Linked DNA regions of Homo sapiens: region 2 is linked to region 1. Evidence: chromatin contacts called from ENCODE Hi-C or POLR2A ChIA-PET data. All regions are on one chromosome and are shown on one strand. Each heading gives the region's core, a stretch centred on a gene start or an enhancer-like site at or near the end of the contact. The rest is flanking DNA. Distances are from core to core; before and after follow the strand shown.

Region 1 (5,031 bases), core at 1,164-3,663:
CACCTAAGTCAGAAGTTCTTCTCGGGTCACCTGTTCTAGGGACCACTATCCTAACCACAATTTCCTGAGACAGCAGTGGGTTGTACTTATAGCATTTGGCACCCCTGAATCCCATCCCAGAGTCCTGCTACAATTTAACCCTTCGTGATCCAGGTTGGAGAAAGAATCATTACTGAATCAAGAGACCTGGAGTCTAGCCAACACGGCCACTCATTACCTCTCTGATCTAAGATAAATTCTAGAACCCCTGTATGTATCTGTTCCTTCACTGGTAAAATGAGGAGGTGGAACTGGAAAATCCCTAAGATCTAGTCCAACTTTAATAATCTTGGACTCTACTTTAAACCAATTACAGTCAGAGGAGAAAACTCAAGTAACTCCTGCTGATACCTACTCCTTTTCTAGCCCCCACTGTCCCCTCTTCTATCCTGCCAGGGCTTTGGGAACAGCCCCTCCTCAAAGGAGCCAGGATGTATTGTCCTAATTCAGCGTGTTTATGTTGGATGCTGATGTTCTGGGGAGCCTCCTCCTGTTTACAGGGACACTGTTCCTTTCTAGGCAGACCCCCAGTAACTCAGCCTGGTGGTAAGTAGACAGATACACACACACACATTAACACACACACACACACACAAAATACTTAAACTGTTGGAGGATCTGCCTACTAGAGGGTTCATGGCTCATGACCTGGTGGGTCACACCTCTTAGGACAATGTGGCCTGGGTGCCAGCAATAAAGCTTCTGAAGGAGACCATTCTTCCAGGACTTGATTGAGACAGCTGGACACAGAGTGTGAAGCTTTTCATAGAGGACAGCTCAGGGGCTGAGACATAGCTCTCCTCTCTTTCTCTTTCATGGCTTCCCTCCCTGGACTAGTGCCTGCCACGCGAGTCCACGGTCCTCTACCCTCCTCAGAGGAGAACGAGCATGGCTTCCACTTCACTCTTCCCTCTTAAATCAGAAAATCACAGCTTTATCATAATATCTTACATCGCATTTCCAAATTATACAATAACCGACTTTGTTATTACACATGTTTTAAAATACCAGGGTTGGATTATAAATGTTCACTCTATTTTTCTGCATTTCAGAAATGAAAATAGGGGGTTTTCCCTCTAGTCTCAATTCTCACCAACATGTGAGAGCTAAGTCAAAATGCCTTAAGGTTATGTCACATCCCAATTTCACCTTATTACTAAGTCAGAACAAACATTATCTAAGATATCTCATCTTGCTGCTCTCCCAGGCCTCTTACCACCCACTCCAGCCTGCATCTGCATCAGCATTTCCTTTTCATGTTTTGTCATCCTCATTGGCTTTGCTTACTGAGCCCCAAGTCTACCTCATGGCCTATCCCAAAATGTGAGAAGACTCCACTAAAAAAAGGATTATCTGGATGCAGAAGATTCCTAGAGCGTATGCCCAGCTCCTCCCATTACTGGGCTCTACTCCCAAGACCTCAAAATTTAAGTAAGCTAAGACAGATGAGCATCTAGCACTAACCAGATAAAAGAACTACCCTATGAAGTGAGGAGAGAATTCAGCTACTCAACTCAATATCATGACCCAGACCAGTGCTCCACATTCTCCATGGCACTAACCAGACTAGTTACTAGCTACCTAGAACCTAGAACCAAGGCAATGGTTCTGAGAAATTGTCAGTTACTTTCACAGATAACAATCATCCTTATTGAGCACAAAAGCATAATTATGACCAAACGCATGAGTAAAACATAATAAAAGATCTGCTTAACCAAACTCCAAACCTTCAGATAAGGGCTCTTTCTGGATACACAACACCTGTTTGTTGTTATGCTTTAAAAGGATGGTGGCAATAGTGGCAGGATCCCCGGTTCTCAGTGGCTGCAAAGCACAGATCTCTTACATGGTTGTAGGGCCACTCCCTTCTTACAGTGGCCTCAAGAGAACTAAAATCAAGTAACCACAGCTGGAAAAAGGAGGTAAATAACTTTTATAAGAGGTGCTGTGTGGTCTCCCTATCACTGATGTTTTAACTCTATCAGAAGATGACTATAAAAAAGGACATTGGGTTTATGTGTTTAAGGTTAGCCAATTAAAAAAAAATATAGCAATTAATCTTGATGTATAATTAGCAGTCATGAGAAACATTACTAAAGTTACTAAAATGCCTGATAAAAATAAGAAAGATTAAGATTTTCGTCCTACAAATATGAATCCAACAATAAATATGCTTATTCATTTTACATCCTGACAGTGATGGTCATTTTATATACATTTGAATCAAAGCTCTAGTGTAATGATCAGAATCAAACTATAGGTTTGTACAACAAACAGGGAGGTACCCAAGCCAGACATATCCCTCTGTAGAAAAGCTTCTTTAGGCAAACCACAGACCTTCCTGTGTGGTTTTGGTCTGTTCACATGATTGGCAAAAGGAACCACTGGAAAATAAGCAAAGAAAGTCATAAAAAATAGTCATGAATGGACTAGTGTGGGTTGTCCCAGAGGCCAAAAACAAAAAAAAAAAAACAAAAAAAAAGTGGAGAAGTTCTTTAAGGAATTTCTTAGCTGTAGCATACAGCTGCAGTTCTAGGTAAGCAAAGAAGATCACAAATTTCCATGGTACTACAAAACAAATCATTCTCAATGTTTTCTAGCAGGAGCTGGCAAATCCTTTTTATAAAGGGCCAAATAGTAAACAGTTTAGATTTTGTGGGACCATCTGTTCTCTGTCACAACTACTCTATTGTTTCAGTGCAAAAATAGTCATAAACAATACATAAATTAATGTAGCCATGTTCCAATAAAACTTTATTTATAAACTTTGAAATTAAATTTCTTGTAATGTTCACATATCATGACGTATTCTTTTGAAAATTTTTCAGCGATTTAAAAATGTTAAAAAAAAAGTTAGCTTATAAATCTCACAGAAACAGGCAGCCCATGGGCTACAGTTTGCCAAACCCTGTTCAACAATATTTACTGTGGTTGATTTGACCTTTCTCTGCAAGAGCTCTAATCTTCAATTAGGTCTCTGCCATTGACAAGACTCACGAAGATAATGGAATCCATCAACAACTGCCTGATTGCATCAGGGTCAGAAATTCAAGAAAAGTTTCATCCCAATTCCCTTCATTTCTGATGATACTATGAACAATACCTCATTCCCTATCACATTAGAACTGGTGATAAATGCTCAATTTCTGAGAAATTGTCAACTACTTTCCCAGATAAGGAAAACCACATACCTCCAATCCACATACATCTCTAGCCCTTGAAGATTATATAAAAATGGAAATCATGGGCTAAGATTTCCAAGTCTCTTCAATTATATTATAAGCCAGGAAAACTTTCTATAAAACATACTCATAGTGTAGAACACAAGTAATAGCTAGTTTGTCTGAGAAAATCTGACCCTGTTCACCAACAATTGCTGAAAGGGAATTCTTGAGAAACAAGAAACAGACTACAATCCTAACTGCACAGTTAATTAATTTGGTTAGACATTTCACAACAGTATCACTTCATTTATGAAATGAAGAACTTAAAATTATTTCTGAGGTTTTTTTCTAGCTCTAAAATACAACAATTCTGTAATGAGTTACGCTGATCATGATACCTACCTCATTAAGGGTTTCGGCAGATTTCTATTAAAGTTCACATGGATGACTTTTTTTGTCATTAGCCTTCAGATAAGAAGCAGATAATTTCCTCTCTGCTTTTTTGTCTCTGGTTTTTTGAAAGGCTATTGAAAATATATTTCTAATCAAGACAACTGCTACATTCTTAAAATTTTAACACAGATTCTTACAGTTTTAACACAGATATAGGTGATTCTAAGAGAAAATGTAGTGAAGTGTATTACTTGGAAAATGTTTCTAGAGACAGACATTTGTGCCTGTGCAACTATAGACTTCAAATTCATAGAGACAGAAAGTAGAATGGTGATTGCCAGAGGCAGGAGGAAGAAGAAAATGGGGAGTTGTTTAATGGGTACAGAACTTCAGTTTCGTAAAATGAAAAGAATTCTGAAGACTGGTTGCATGGCAATGTGAGCATGAGCTCCTAAGAAGACAGTCAGCCTGTCCTGTGAAGCTTTGAAGCCAGGCATTGACTTCTCTCCAGCTATGAAAGGCCTAGATGGCATCTTCCTCCAATATAACACTGTTTTCACCTACACTGAAAATCTGTTGTTGAGTGTAGCCACCTTCATCAGGTATCTCAGCTAGACCTTCTTGATAATTTGCTGCAGCTTCTACATTAACACTTGTACTTTACCTTGCACTTTTATGTTATGCAGATGGCTTCTTTCACTAAACCAAATAAACCAACCTCTGCTAGCTTCAAAGCGTTCCTCTGCAGCTTCCTCACCTCTCTCAGCCTTCATAGAACCCCTGAAGAAATTAAAGAGAGTTCCTTGCTCTAAATTAGACTTCGGCTTAAGGGAATGTTATGGCTGGTTTGATTTTCTATCAGACCACTCTAACTTTCTCCATATAAGCAATAAAGCTGTTTCATTCTGTTACATTTGTGTGTTCATTGGAGTAGCACTTTACATTTCCTTCAAGAATTTTTCCCTCGCATCCATATCTTGGCTAACTGGCACAAGAGGCCTAGCTTCTGGCCTATGTCAGCTTTTGACATGCCTTCGTCATTAAGCTTAATCATTTCTAGCTTTTGATTTAAAGTGAGAGGCATATGACTCTTCCTTTCACTTGAACACTTATAAGTCACTGTAGGGTTATTAATTGGCCTAATTTCAATATTGTGTCTCAGGGATTAGGAAGGTCGAAAGAGAGGGAGAGAAACTAGAGAAGGGTAGGTCAATGGAGCAGCCAGAACACACACACTTATCAATTAAGCTCTCTGTCTTATATGGATGTGGTTTGCGGCACCCCAAAACAACTACAATACTAACATCAAAGATCACTGATCACAGCTCACCATAACAGATATAATAATGAAAAGGTTTGAAATATTGTAAGAATTACCAAAATGTGAGTCAGAGACATGAAGTGAGCATGTGCCATTGGAAAAATGGCACGACAG
Region 2 (4,806 bases), core at 2,096-4,595, 420 kb before region 1:
TGCTCCTGAATGACTTTGGATAAAAAATGAAATTAAGACAGAAATCAAGAAGTTCTTTGAAACTAATGAGAACAAAGAGACAATGTACCAGAATCTCTGGGATGCACCTAAAGCAGTGTTAAGAGGGAAATTTATTGATTATAATTCACAATAAATTTTGAAAATATCTCCTCCTGTCCATTTTCCCTGCCACTGCTCTAGTTCACAATTACAGTAACCTCCTAATGGGTCATGCTACCTCCTGAAATCACCCTCTGATATCAATATCACACATTACTTAGCACAAAAAGGAATGAAGTACAAATACATGCTACAATTGGGTGTTGAAAACATCATGCTAAGTGATACATATACAGTGTACTGAGTTGAATGGTGTCCCCCAAAATTTCATGTCCACCTGAACCTGTAAATGTGACCTTATTTAGAAATAAGGTCATGGCATATGTAATCACATTAAGAAGAAGTCATACTGGATTACCACGGACCCTAAATCCAATATGACTGGTACATTCTACCACCAGCAACTACCAGAAGCTGGGAAGAGGCAAGGAAAGATCTTCCCCTAGAGCCTTCAGAGGAAGCATGGTCTAACTCGATGTTAGACTTCTAGCCTCCAGAACTGTGAGAGAAAAAATTTGTTGTTATAAGCCTCCCAGTTTGTGGTAATTTGTTTTGGTAGTCCTAGGAAACTAATTCAGATAGTACAGACTTACCAATCTTGTTTATCCAATCATCAGTTGATGGATATTTGGGTTGTTTCTACTTTTGGCTAATATGAATAATGCTACTATGGACATTCATGTACAAGTACATTTATTATGTATTTGGAATTAATTTTGTAAAAGGCATGAGACTTAGGTTGAAGTTCATTTTTTACCTAAAGATATTCACCTGCTTCACAACTATTTGTTGAAAAGACTATCCTTCCTCCATTGAATTGCTCTTGCACCTTTATCAAAAATTAGTTTGTCATACTATATGTACTTGTGTGGTGCTATGTCTAGGTTTTCTATTCTGTTCTATTGGTCTATATCAAAAAATCCTGAAATCAAGGCTACACATGAGTCTTGAAATCAAGGAGAGCAATTCTTCCTTCTTTATTCTTCTTTTTCAGAATTGTTTTAACTATTTTACTTCCTTTGCCTTTCCACATACAATTTGGAATAATCTTATCCATATTTATAAAAAAAATCACTTGGTAAATCCTAAGGTTTTTAAAAACCAATTGTATGTGGATAACTCCCACATTTATATTTCCAAGACCAGGCTTCCTCAAGGTCCACACATGAATATCCAACTAACCACTTAACAGCTACACTTGGCTGCTTGGTTTTGAATATGTTAATTTGGGGATGCCTATTAAATCTTCACGTTTATCCACTGGTCTTCCCCCATCTCAGTAAATGCAATGACTACTTAGCCAGTTGCTCAAACCAAAAACCTTCTCTACAATAGACCTAGAGTGTCTTTAAATACATACACACATCAGAACATGTCTTTCATTAGCTTAAAAACATTTCACTGTTCAATTGCTTTCAGTAAAATCCAGATTCCTACTTAAGGCCCACAAGGACCTCTCATCACACACGCCTATCCTTACGAAGCTGTAGCCTCAGGCCTTCTTTCTGGTCCAAGCAGGACAAGAACTAAGGTAAGTGAGGTGACCCAGGAGCAAAATTTAAAAAGGCACTCACTGAATTTGCAGGACCCTGACAGTACTTCCTTAAACTTTGCTTCTTAGGGGACTCACTTGCCCCAGCCTCACTTGCCCCATCCTGGTCCTGAGTTGCTTTTTTCTTGCCTTAGGACCTTGGCACTATTCCTGTCCACTGCCAGGAAAGCTCTATTCTCCCACTCTTATATGGCTTGTTATTTACGACTCTGCACAGTTCTGACTATCCTATCTAAAATCTACCTCTTACATTGAGAAAGACCTTATTCTAAGCCTATTACTTCATTTAGTCCTCATAACAATTCTATTTGGTGGGTACTATCATCACCTCCATTCTACAGATAAGTTAGCTGGTACCCAGATAGATGCTAAGTAAATTGCCTAAGGGCACACAGCTACAGCTAGTGATTCCCCCAGGAAACACAAAAGTGGTTTGATTCCAGAAACAGAGCACACTTGTTTCTTTTGAAGCACTTACAATCTGCAATAGTGTTTTTGTTTCCTTGCATATTGTCTATCTCTACTTATTAAAGTGAGCTCCATAAGGCTCCATGGTTTATCTTTGACGTTGTCTCCCCAAACCTAGTAGCACTTGGCTGTGCTAAGTAATCCCTAGCATTTATTGAATGAATGCATTTAGAAAGACAGATGTGGCACGCAAATAGCTAAACTACTTAAAAATACTTACCTCTGAGCCTCTAAAGTAAATAATTTCAAAATCTTTTATCAGAGAATCTGCAAGAAAAAAACCGCAAAAGCTTTCAAATAATAGTGCATGGCTATTATCTTGAGATACATATAATATGCCCTGTTTCTTGGTGGATCTACTTTTCTGTGGTGGCAAAGAAAATCACTGTGTTACCAACATCTAGAAGTTCTACCATCTAGAACCATGTAGAAAGGTGAGTTCGAGCTTGGGCCACTTCCACCTGGAGTTGTTTGTATTATTTGCTCTCTGGACGTTTAAGTCATTTCTTTCTTTCTGGCTCTTTGGATCCACTGTACCCGGAAACCCCCTCCTTTCATATTTTCCTCTAGGACATCTACACTTCATAGCGGGGAAGTGTTTTGATGGTCTGAAGCTTCTAAATCTAAGGTGAGATCTAAGATCACATGAAATGTAAAGGAAGAATTCTTTGGGGCAGTATTTTCTCCTGGCTCCTTCGTCGGCTCCTACTTGCGTAAGGGCTTCTTGAATGTCTGAGTGGTGCTCCTGAGAGAGGTGTTACTACGAAGAGTCCGTCTCCCAGGGGATACAGATTTAACAGACGTTTGGCAGGGGGCAGATGAAAAGGATGGCGGGGAAAGTCTAGTCTTACTTGCCGTTAAATCCTAGTGTGCTCCTGCCACAAGTAAGGCATTCCTTGCAGAGCAAGAATTTCATCATTTCATCAAGCAAATACTTTAAAGAGGTCGAAAGGTAAGTCCCTGAGAGGAACTGGAAGTGCCAGCAGAAGCCTGGCGCACGAACTTCGTCACCAGTGTCAGACACGCCAGGTTTTCACCTCAAGAAGCCTCAAGGTTAGGGAGGGACGGGGCAGGGAGGAGAGCAGCGCGCCGCTGTGCGCCTGCGCTGGAGGGCTCCAGACTGGAGCGCTTCCACGGCGCTCCTTCCCGCGCATCTCTACGTACGCCCCACCCCGGTGCGCATGCGCCCGGAGAGCTGAAGGGCGCGCGGTGCCGACAGGGAGCTTCCTTGGCTGGCATGGCGGCGAGCGCGCTGCGAGGCCTGCCAGTGGCTGGCGGAGGCGAGAGTAGCGAGAGCGAGGATGATGGCTGGGAGATTGGGTATCTCGACCGGACGTCTCAGGTAGCGGAGGAGGCCTTGTCTTGACCACACCTGGTTTCAGCCTCCCCTGGCCCTCGAAGGCGAGGCCCAGCCTCGTGAAACCTCCTACTCCCTCACGTGTATTTCCCTTTTACCCAGTGGAAATACGGGAGTTTGTACTTAAGCAAACCCGCACAAATTTCCTCGTGTTCCCTCCCCAACTGTGGTTACCACCAAATACGCTTCTTTAGGTCATCGTAACTCCTCAGTTGGGTTTGGATCCATCATTACCTATTCCCTTGAAAGATAATTTTCGACACGAATTCTTTTCAAACTTTGTATCTTAGTCAAAATAAAGCCAAGAAAAAAAACCTGTGTACTTAACCAAACATTATTGTTTCCTGATGAGGTGGAAACAAAAATATATATAACAAGAATTTTTTAAAATGTTTACTTTTCTAGAAATTGAAAAGGCTATTACCCATTGAAGAAAAGAAAGAAAAATTTAAGAAAGCAATGACCATCGGAGATGTTTCATTGGTCCAGGAGCTCCTAGATTCTGGTGAGAGATAAGGGACAGTTTCATCTGAACACAGCTGTCTTAAGTTCGCAAGGATTCTTTATTTTTAAAAGGTTTATGTTGCTTTTCTAATGGAAACGCAACAAATGTTAATGTATCATCCTGCATAATCTTCGTTGACTGAGTCCAGTCTGCCTTATTTTCTTCCTCTCTGCTTGCATTTGGAATGCCACCCTGTTTATCTTCCATCAGTTCTTCCCCCTCCTTCAAGCAAGAGGCCTACTCTAATCCTATCCCACTCTGATCATTCTTAATTCTCTCTTCATTTACTCTGCTGTAATGTTGTTTCTTTTTTCTTTTCTTTTTCTTTTTTTTTTTTTTTTTTTTTTGAGATGTTATCTTGCTCTGTGGCCCAGGCTGGAGTGCAGTGGCGCGATCTTGGCTCACTGCAATCTCCACCTTCGGGTTCAAGCGATTCTCCTGCCTCACCCTCCTGAGTAGCTGGGACTACAAGCGCGTGACACCACGCCCGGCTAATTTTTTTTTTTTTTTGTATTTTTAATAGAGAGAGGGTTTCACCGTGTTAGCCAGGATAGTCTCGATCCTCTGACCTTGTGATCCGCCTGTCTCGGCCTCCCAAAGTGCTGGGATTACAGGCATGAGCCACCGTGCCCTGCCTGTTGTATGTTTCTTAAGAAATGGTTCTACATTTTAGTTCTTTCTCGTTACAGTTTTTTGTTTTGTACTGGTGGAATGAGGCCTGAGCTAGGAATCAGAATAAATATATGGATAATTTCTTCCAGTTTATTGCCCACTCTGGTTTCTTGGAAGAGGCATTAAAACTTT

The links. A loop is a pair of places that touch in the nucleus more often than their neighbours do. ChIA-PET counts read pairs that join two places held with the same protein, here RNA polymerase II (POLR2A). Pooled maps may share reads with other maps.
Region 2: a pooled map shows a loop between it and region 1 (5-fold over the local background). The contact joins the promoter of ASZ1 here to the enhancer-like site in region 1. A Hi-C loop is called at or near these places in 3 of 37 single-sample maps with no recorded cell type and 7 of 50 pooled maps. POLR2A ChIA-PET finds 5 or more read pairs at or near these places in 1 of 52 experiments (WTC11).

Annotation. Positions count from the first base shown.
Region 1 is chr7:117,006,738-117,011,768 of GRCh38, reverse strand. All of the region lies in intron 1 of ST7 (suppression of tumorigenicity 7), which reads right to left. Among named protein-coding and RNA genes, the nearest start is that of MIR6132, 11 kb to the left of the region's middle. RefSeq lists an enhancer at 684-763. Within about 2 kb of position 2,413, at least 2 of the 41 ENCODE cell types and tissues checked have a DNase peak (open chromatin) inside an H3K27ac peak, as active enhancers do.
Region 2 is chr7:117,426,032-117,430,837 of GRCh38, reverse strand. ASZ1 (ankyrin repeat, SAM and basic leucine zipper domain containing 1) reads left to right here and starts at 3,345. Exons shown (of 13, transcript NM_130768.3): 1 at 3,345-3,482; 2 at 3,903-4,002. The coding sequence starts at 3,378.